Regions from separate parts of the Homo sapiens genome. Here region 1 is linked to region 2. A link is a loop called in an ENCODE intact Hi-C map of the cell type or tissue named here. Cell type or tissue: heart right ventricle. All regions are shown on one strand. Links, peaks and the distances in the headings refer to the core of each region. The heading gives the core; the rest is flanking DNA.

Region 1 (4,379 bases), core at 262-4,261, 210 kb after region 2:
CACAGGTAGGGGAACCGCCAGACGTTGGCCAGGTCCACAGCAAAGCCAATGACGGACAGGAGAAAGTCGATCTTCTTGCCCCAGGTCTCCCGATCCTGGGCCTCCACGGGGCTCTGCCGCGGGTTGGTGAGGGTGGAGCTGGTGAGCTGCACTCCGTTCTGCTCCTTGACAAGGATGAGCTCCACCTCCTTCGGGCCCACGGCATTGGGCTCCTTAGCCGGGGCCACCACGGAAGACATGAGTCCCACGGAGCATTTGCTCTTACTCATGGGCACACTGGGAGTTGAGGAATTCTGTGCTTCTTCCCTCTTGGTCTTCAGCCAATATGAAAAATAAACACACAACAGGAACGCAACAATTCAGCAGCCAGGGCTAGGGACATACCTGGTGCGGAGGGCAGAGCCCCGAGGCATTCACGGGCATTCCTCTGGGAAGGGATGGGTGCGTTCTCAGCGCCTGAGATGGTACAGCTGGGGCACGGGAGCTGGGAAGTGCCAGCCCTCACCACAGGGCTGGGGCACTGGCCCATGGAGGCCTCAAGACAGACACTCTGGTTTGCTCCTCCTTCCCCTGCACCCCTCCCCACTCCTATCAAAGTGCAAGGCTGTGTGAGCTCTAGCGTGGCTTTCTACTAACAATGCATGGATATCACTTCCACCTTCCCCCACACTTCCAGAGAGCAATTTTACAATCTTCTAAGAGCATTCAATAATGTCTTCATGACTGTTCATCTGTATTCTTTTTTCTTTTTTTTTTCTTTTTTAACATGAGGTCTCGCTCTGTCACCCAGGATGGAATACAGTTGTGATTACAACTCACTGCCTCAACCTCCTAGGTTCAAGTGATCCTTGCACCTCAGCCTCCTGAGCAGCTGAGACTACAGGTGTGCACCACAGCACCGGCTAAGTTATTTTTGTGTGTGTTTTTTTGTTGTTGTTGTTGTTTTTTTGTAGAGACAGGGTCTGACTATTGTTGCCAAGGCTGGTTTTGAACTCCTGGTCTCAAGCGATCCTCCTGCCTCAGCCTCCCAAAGTGCTGAGATGACAGGCATGAGCCACCAAGCCTGGGCTTGTATTGTTTATACTCAGTAATAAAGAGCAAAATTTATATAAGCAAAATCAGCCACTGTAAAGAGAGTTTAGACATAACCATCACAACTGCTTCCTCAAAAAGTGTCTGTACAAGCCACATCCACCTAGGGCAGGTGGCACCACCCCGCGTGAGAGAGCTGGGCGGAGGATGGACAGGGCTTCATCGCGGGAACTAGCTCCTGGGCCAGCAGGGTAACCCGGGAAATCCTGTCCAAACGGCTACATAAACCCCCCTGCAACGCTGAGCAGGAGAGCAGGAGCGTCTACACCGCCCCAGCCAGGGCGACTTCTGTCATTTGGATCCAGCAGCAGCGTGTTTCAGTCGAGCGCACGCACACACAGACACACAGACACACACAGACTCACAAACACACATACACACTCACACACACACAGGCGAGCACATACACTTACACACATACACACTCACACTCACACAGGTGCGCACACACACACAACGACTGAAGCAGGTCGCAGGTGGAGGCTCTAACAGGCAACTTTCCCTGCATCCAAGTTTGCACAAAACCTCACCCATGAGCTATCACGAGCTATGCCACGCACCCGGTGACAACCTCAACCGGCACGACCCCTCCGGTGGGTAAAACACCCGACGAAGGGGTTCCGCGGCGCGAGCAGGAGGCCGCGTTGGGAGAGGGCGTCGGGTGCGGAGCTCGCGAGTCTCCGGCAAGCCGCCGCCGCCCTGGGGCCACCTGACCCCGCTCCTGAACGCGGGGCCTCAGAGGCGAGTTTTGGGTCTACACAGCAAAATGTGGCCCGTTAGAAAGCGTCCTTCCTCACCGCGCCCAGAACAAGAAGCGGCGCTGCCTGGCGAGTCCTCGCCCGGCCTCCCCGCCCTGCCCAGAGCACCAGCGCGCAGCCCGCGCCCGCCACCACCCCCAACACAGACAAAGCCCCCGCGAGATGGAGCGGCGGTGTACAAAACCCACTCCGATCGGATCTGGGATGCGCCGCACCCCTAGTAGGGTTAAGTTCCACGAGAAGAAACCAGGACCCCCGAGTCACAGCCATAGACACCCACGCGTCCCCTAAGCCGGTGACTGCACCAGGTGCCCACCCGGTTCTGAGCCTGGAGCGGGGCCAGGGGCAGCCCTGCACCCTCCTCGCGCCTCGGACGGCCTCAGGGTCCCATGTGGCGCTATCGGGGGGCGCTCGGCACCCGCGACTGTTGGCGACTTTGGAGACGGCGCGGTCTGCGGGACGCGGGGACCCCAGACTGTGCCCGGTCCCCGGCCCCCGCCCCTGCGCCCCACTTCGGGGTCTGCGGAAGGAGCGGGGCGCCCCGATGCCGCGAGCGACGCTGGCCTCACCTGGCCGCCCGGGCCTGGGCTTTGCACGCGAGTCCTGGCGCCGAGAGCGTTCCGCGAAGCCTCCCCTCCCGCTCCGCAGCGCTGGGCGGTCTCAGCCTCGGCCTCGGGCTCTTATCCAGTAGACAGGGTCCGCCCCGCCCCGCCCTCCCGCCGACGGGGTCGCCCTCGCGTCCTGGCTCCTCCTCCTCACCTCCCCGGGCCGCGCCCCCGCCCCCGCCTCCCGGACGCAGATGGCTGGGAGCAAGCGGCGGCCACGGCTCCACTGTCCTGCGCGTCCCGGAGCCTCGGACACGGGGTGCGGGGGCCTGGGGGTCCGAGACGTCGCGGATCTAGACGGGCGCCTTCCACGCGGGAACTGTCTGGGCCGCCCTGCGCCCTCGCCCGCACCCCTGGGGGCTGCCCCGGGCACCCGCTATCTTCGGACGCCCAGGGCTGGCGGCTCCCAGCTGGACGGGGAGGGAGCCGAGCGGCTGCGCGCGGGGAACTGCTGGGACCCCGTCGGGCCGACCCTTCCCTCCCTCCCCATCAGGGGCCCCTACGGTGGCCCCGCGCTCTGGGGACCACGTCCCTCCCACCCCGCCGCTCCACGCTCTGACCAGCGGGCTCGGGACCCCGCCGAGGACTCTGCACGCTTCCCGGCGTGCGGGCTGCGGAGACGCGGGTCCTTCCGTGGCCTTGGGGTCTCCGCGACCTCGAGGCGACCGAGGTCCCCTAGGCCTAGTCCCCGCCTTGCCGGCATCTAGTGCGCCTGCATCGGAACCGAGGGGCCCGCCTCGCACTCGCCTAAGAAAACCATTTCCCGGGACGGGCCTGGAAAGCCCTGGCGGTTGGTATCCGGCTCCAGGGCCGAATGGACTCCGAGGCTTTCCTTCCGAGATGCCCGGGCGGGATTTCTTCCATTCAGCGCGCGGAGGAATGGAGCCCCCAGGCCGCCAAGGCCCAGGATGTCCAGGTCCTTAGAAGGCACCGAGGTGAGTGGCCGCGCCCAGCTCTGTGCGTCGCCCCTAGGGTCGCCCGAACCCCGGCGTTCCTCCCCGTGTACCCTCGATGCTCCCGTGAGCACCCTGCCCTGGGCGTCCAGGCGAGCCCTGGGGCTCTCCAGCCATTCCAGCCTGCAGCCCGCGCTCAGCAGTGAGGGAGGCAGGGACCCTTGGTGCCTGACTCCGCAGTACCCGCCCGCAGCGCGGTGCCCCACCCCCTGCGCCCGCCCCGCACTCCCCGCACACCACCACTCCCCTCCCCGCCCCCCGCTCCCCCGCTCCCCGGCTCCGGGGCTGGCACCCAGGCAGAAGGCACTCAGGGCTGTGACTTCACGCTGAGTTGGAATCAAGTGGGAGCCTAGTGACCCCCTGGGGCTGCCATGACAAAAAACTCCACAGCCTGGGGGCTCACACAGAAGCCTTCAGTTCTAACGGTTCCGGTGTCCCGAGGCCAAGGCCTGGCCGACTCTGTGTCTGGTGAGGGCCGCTTCGGGGTTGCAGACAGTTCTCTCCCTGTATCTCCCCACGCTAGGGGCTGGGGAGAGCTCTCCGGGGTCTGTTTTATGAGGGCACTGGTCCCATTCCTCAGGGTGGAGCCCTCCTGGCCTGACCACCTGAAGGCCTCCTGACACCACCTCCCATCAGGGGTGGGACTTCATCGCCAGGGAGGTGAGGGGACTTCAGGAGAGGGGGATGTGCCACCTCGAAGCTGTAGTGTGTCAGTGGCTGCCACAGAAGGGATCTCTCTACCCCTATTATCTCCATGGCACAGGTTTCAATAAAAAGGAGTGAGCCAGGGCTTGGCCCCAGAGCAGCAGGGTTGAGGAAACAGTCTCCCAAGGAAAAGACTTTGCAGGTGACTAAGGGAGGCTGTTAAATAAAACACACAGAGAGAATGGATGTTCAGGTATATTAAAAATACACAGGCCAGGAGTGAGGGCTCACGCTTGTAATCCCAGCACTCTGGGAGGCCGAGGAAG
Region 2 (4,379 bases), core at 63-4,062:
CCTTTTTTATTCTGGTGATATTCTTGGCTCTGAAACTGACTTTGTTTTAAAATAGCCACTCCAGATTTCTTTGGGCTATGTTAACAGAGTGTATTTTTTCCATCCTTTTTCTTTTAAACTTTTTGTATCTTTATGTTGAAAGTGTTTTTCTTGTAGACAGCATACAATTGGATCTGGCTGTTTTAACCAATCTGACAATCTCTGCCTTTTATTTGGGGTGTTTAGAGCATTTACATTTAATGTGATTATTGATATGGTTGGGTTTAGCTCTGTCCTCAGATGTGTTTCCATGTGCCCCATCTGTTTTTTTTTATTCTTGTTTCTCTCTTTCTCTAGGTATTTTTCAGGATCCCGCTCTATCTCCTTGGTTGGTTTAGCTTTAACTCTCTCTTGTTATTCTAGTAACTGCTTTAGAGGTTACAGTCTACATCTCTAGCCTGTCATGGTCTATCATTAAGTGATCTTGGGGCATTCTATGGTCATTTAAGAATCTCATTGCATTTTATCCCATTTCCCTTCCCAGGCTTTGCGCTATTGTTGTCATACATTTTGCTTATAACATGTTATATAAACAGCAAATGCATTGTTATCAGTTTAGTTTTAAACAAGCGATTATCTTTCAAAGAGGCTTAAATAATGAGAAAAACTGTATTGATGTTCAACCATGTGGTTTCCATTGGGAGCAGCAGAAAGGACCAGTAGAACCTGAGCCTCCTGCTTGCCTGGACCCCTCAAGCAAGAAGAGTTCTTACCCTGTATTCTCTAGTGTGTGCTATCATCTCCAGTCTGGTATCACACATGTGTGGATTCTTTTCAAATGACGGTGCTCAGTCCATGCACCCTGGACCGTGCCTCCTGACCCATGGGCCACAGACACAGGACCCCAGTGCCCCATGCGCTGTGCAGTGTCTCAGGACGCCAGTGCCCCATGTCCTGTGCAGTGTCTCAGGACGCCAGTGCCCCATGCCCTGTGCAGTGTCTCAGTGTGCTGAGGTTGTCATTCCTCTTACATGGAGGGTGGGGGTCTTCATGCTTGAGAGGACTGGAATTACTGAATTAGACAAAGCAGCCAGCCAGAAATTCCAAATAATCCTATTATAAAGGCCCTTAAAAATGCATCCCAAGCTGGGCACAGTGGCTCATGCCTGTAATCCCAGCACTTTGGGAGGCTAAGGTAGGTGGATCACATGAAGTCAGGAGTTCAAGACCAGCCTCGCCAACATAGTGACACCCCGTGTCTACTAAAAATAAAAAAAAAAAAAAATTAGCCAGCCGTGGTGTTGGGAGCCTGTAATCCCAACTACTTGCGAGGCTGAGGCAGAAGAATTGCTTGAACCCGGAAGCAGAGGTTGCAGTGAGCCGAGATTGGGCCATTGCACTCCAGCCTGGGCAAGAGAGCAAGACTCTGTCTCAAAAAAAAAAAAAAAAAAAAAAATGCATCCCAGGTGATTCTGCAGTCAGTCTGTATTGGGGGAACTGAGGAGAGGAGTGAGAGAGGAGTGTCCATTTATGCTCTTCCATGTGGATGTCTAGTGTGTAGACCCTTGTCTACAGCTGATGAGAAGTGGGAAACAGCTCTATGTGGGCAGAAGGGGTACAGGGTAGGTGCAGCCAGGTGGGGGCATCGAGGTGGGAGGAAGAAGACTCTGGCCACACAGAAGGGCTGAGAACTCGAGAGTGGACAGGAGGGAGGCCGGAGAGGGGACCAAAGCAGGGAAAGGATATGGTCAGAAACGAGGGTGACCAGGAGAGAGGCAAGTGGAGGTGGGTGGCTTGGGAGAGGGAGGCCAGGGAGGGAGTTTGGCCCAGACCCCTCTTCAGGGCCCAGCCCCTTTGCTCAAAGGAGGCCTGAGTCTCCCAGACAGCCAGTGCTCCATGGGGCACAAACATGTAAACGAATGTGCATGTGACTGTCTCTGGTGAGCCCCAAACCCTCCGAGCTTGCCCTGAGCCTGCACCCCACCATCCCCCAAGGTGCACCCCCATCCGTCCTGGTCAATCCCATACCAGAGGCAGCCACTCTGACCACAAGGGCGGTGTCTGGAGCCTGCCTGCTTCTCTGAGGCTTGTGGACAGACCAGAGGCCATTTCAAGTCTCATGACTCCACCTTTTGTTTCAAGGTGATTTACTTCACAGCTTTGTTCCCTTACCTGGTCCTGACCATCTTTCTCATCAGAGGGCTGACCCTGCCAGGGGCAACAAAAGGACTCATCTACTTGTTCACTCCCAACGTAAGTGGGTCTTGGATCAAAGTTCAGGGCCTCCAGCACACACATTTCAGGGCTGTGGCCAGCAGCTCCCTCCCTCACCTGGGAGCGTGAGAGGCCAGGAGCCACTCCAGCAGCTGGGCTGCCTGGTGGTCAGGGGTGAGGTTGGCCCAGGATGGCGTGGCGGGAGGGGGGCCTTAGGAAAGAGGTCAGGTTTGGAGTGAGCCTGGGGCCTCAGGAAAGAGGTCAGGTTTGGAGTGGGCCTGGAGGACTCAGGAAAGACATCAGGTTTGGAGTGAGCCTGGGGCCTCAGGAAAGAGGTCAGGTTTGGAGTGGGCCTGGGGCCTCAGGAAAGAGGTCAGGTTTGGAGTGGGCCTGGGGCCTCAGGAAAGAGGTCAGGTTTGGAGTGAGCTTGGGGCCTCAGGAAAGAGGTCAGGTTTGGAGTGGGCCTGGAGGACTCAGGAAAGACATCAGGTTTGGAGTGAGCCAGGGGCCTCAGGAAAGAGGTCAGGTTTGGAGTGAGCTTGGGGCCTCAGGAAAGAGGTCAGGTTTGGAGTGAGCCAGGGGCCTCAGGAAAGAGGTCAGGTTTGGAGTGAGCCTGGAGGACTCAGGAAAGAGGTCAGGTTTGGAGTGGGCCTGGAGGAGGACTTCGGTCTGGGGCAGGTGGACTTTGGCACCTGTGGGACACCAAGTGGACATGGATGTGAGGGGTCAGGGGAGGAGGGACAGGGTTCTGGGAGAGGCTGGCTGGGGACTGGATGTCCCTGCTCTGGGCCCGACTCCACCAAGGGCCTTGTCCAGCTGCATGCACCCCATTGGGAAGCCACAGGAGCCAGCGCCTGCTCCAGGAGCCTGCACGGCTTCTAGAGCATTCTGTACTATCCCAGATCGCGGCACTCCCTGCCCAGCATCCCGAGGCAGTTTCCAGGGGCTGGTGTGGGAGTGGGCACCTGGGTATGGGCATGTCTGCCCGGAGTCCTAGCAAAAGACAGAGGACACCTTCCCAGGCCCCAGAAGCAGAAAAGCCAGGCTCCGTGCATGGCATCCCTGCCCTCGGGGCTTCAAATCACCCAGAACCGCCCGGTTAGAGAGGGCACAGTAAACATGCCCATGCAGGAGCTGCTCAAACCCATCTCCAGCCCCAAAAAACCTGCCAGCTACGTTCTCATGTGCGCCTGACAGCCACCGGCTCATTCGGCCACATCCCGGACAGGGGCCTGGCATTTGCCGTGTACAGAGCTGCCACTCCACACCTGCACACCTGCGTGGTCCTACCCTGTTCCTGGTGTCTGTACAGGTCACACTTGCTCACGAGTGTCCCCAAAGCCACCTTGGGAACGTTCTGGAACAGTCAGGGCCACCAGCTCATGTGGTTTGCCTGCTGAGTGAGACGCTCTCCCTGACTCATTCCAGATGCACATTCTCCAGAACCCCCGGGTGTGGCTGGACGCAGCCACCCAGATATTCTTCTCTCTGTCCCTGGCCTTCGGAGGACACATCGCTTTTGCAAGTTACAACTCGCCCAGGTAGGCAGTCGGGCTCAGCTGTCCAGCCAGGGAAGCTTTGGGGAGACGCCCGAGCACTTCCTGATCTCAGGATCACACTGTGGATCCAAGGGTGGCCTTGTGTGAACCTGAGATAAGAACCTCACGCCACAGTCTGGGCCCTCACGGCAGCTCCCAGCACGTCCGGAGCTGGCTGCAGGAAGACAGCCTGGATAATCACACCCAGGAACCAGGGTGTAACTGGGCACGATACCAATCAAAATGCACATGACACGTGGGGCCATAAAAGCCTCAATGGTCACCTGAAATAGACTCAAGGCCCGTTGGTGCCGACATGAGCAGGTGCTGCTTTTATGATATCTTAATATGCACAGATCCCTACAAAGTGCAATTCCACGGATCATAAAGTGCATAGCCCAGTGCACTGTGATGAACCTGAAACAAGCCTTATTTCCCGTGGCTGCCAGTATTTCTGCCCCCTTCGGAGGCAGGCAGTTTGCATGAGATGGGAGAGGCAGGTTGGTCCCTGGGCAGCTCTGCCCGCTGGCGGCCTTTAGGGAAGGAAGTGCCAGCTGGGACGCCAGGGAAGCTTTAAATGTTTGTGATCGACACCTTACTTCCTTGAACTCACACTGGAGCTGCACTTGTGTGCGTTTCTCCTTTGGA

The links. Peaks named below come from ENCODE experiments on the same cell type or tissue, not always from the same donor. Only the 100,000 strongest peaks of a DNase experiment are listed, where the experiment ranks them.
Region 1: it touches region 2 in a loop (2.8-fold over the local background); 1 of 110 quality-filtered maps calls a loop at or near these places.

The regions. Positions count from the first base shown.
Region 1 is chr5:1,442,929-1,447,307 of GRCh38, forward strand. SLC6A3 (solute carrier family 6 member 3) reads right to left here and starts at 2,512. Exons shown (of 15, transcript NM_001044.5): 1 at 2,420-2,512; 2 at 1-314. The coding sequence starts at 269. RefSeq lists an enhancer at 3,150-3,649. In heart right ventricle, for the core only: no CTCF peak of the experiment used is centred there; a DNase peak (open chromatin) is centred at 2,577; H3K4me3 peaks cover 820 bases; H3K27me3 peaks cover 4,000 bases.
Region 2 is chr5:1,235,829-1,240,207 of GRCh38, forward strand. It overlaps SLC6A18 (solute carrier family 6 member 18), which reads left to right. Exons shown (of 12, transcript NM_182632.3): 5 at 2,122-2,232; 6 at 3,622-3,734. Among named protein-coding and RNA genes, the nearest start is that of SLC6A18, 13 kb to the left of the region's middle. In heart right ventricle, for the core only: no CTCF peak of the experiment used is centred there; a DNase peak (open chromatin) is centred at 2,484.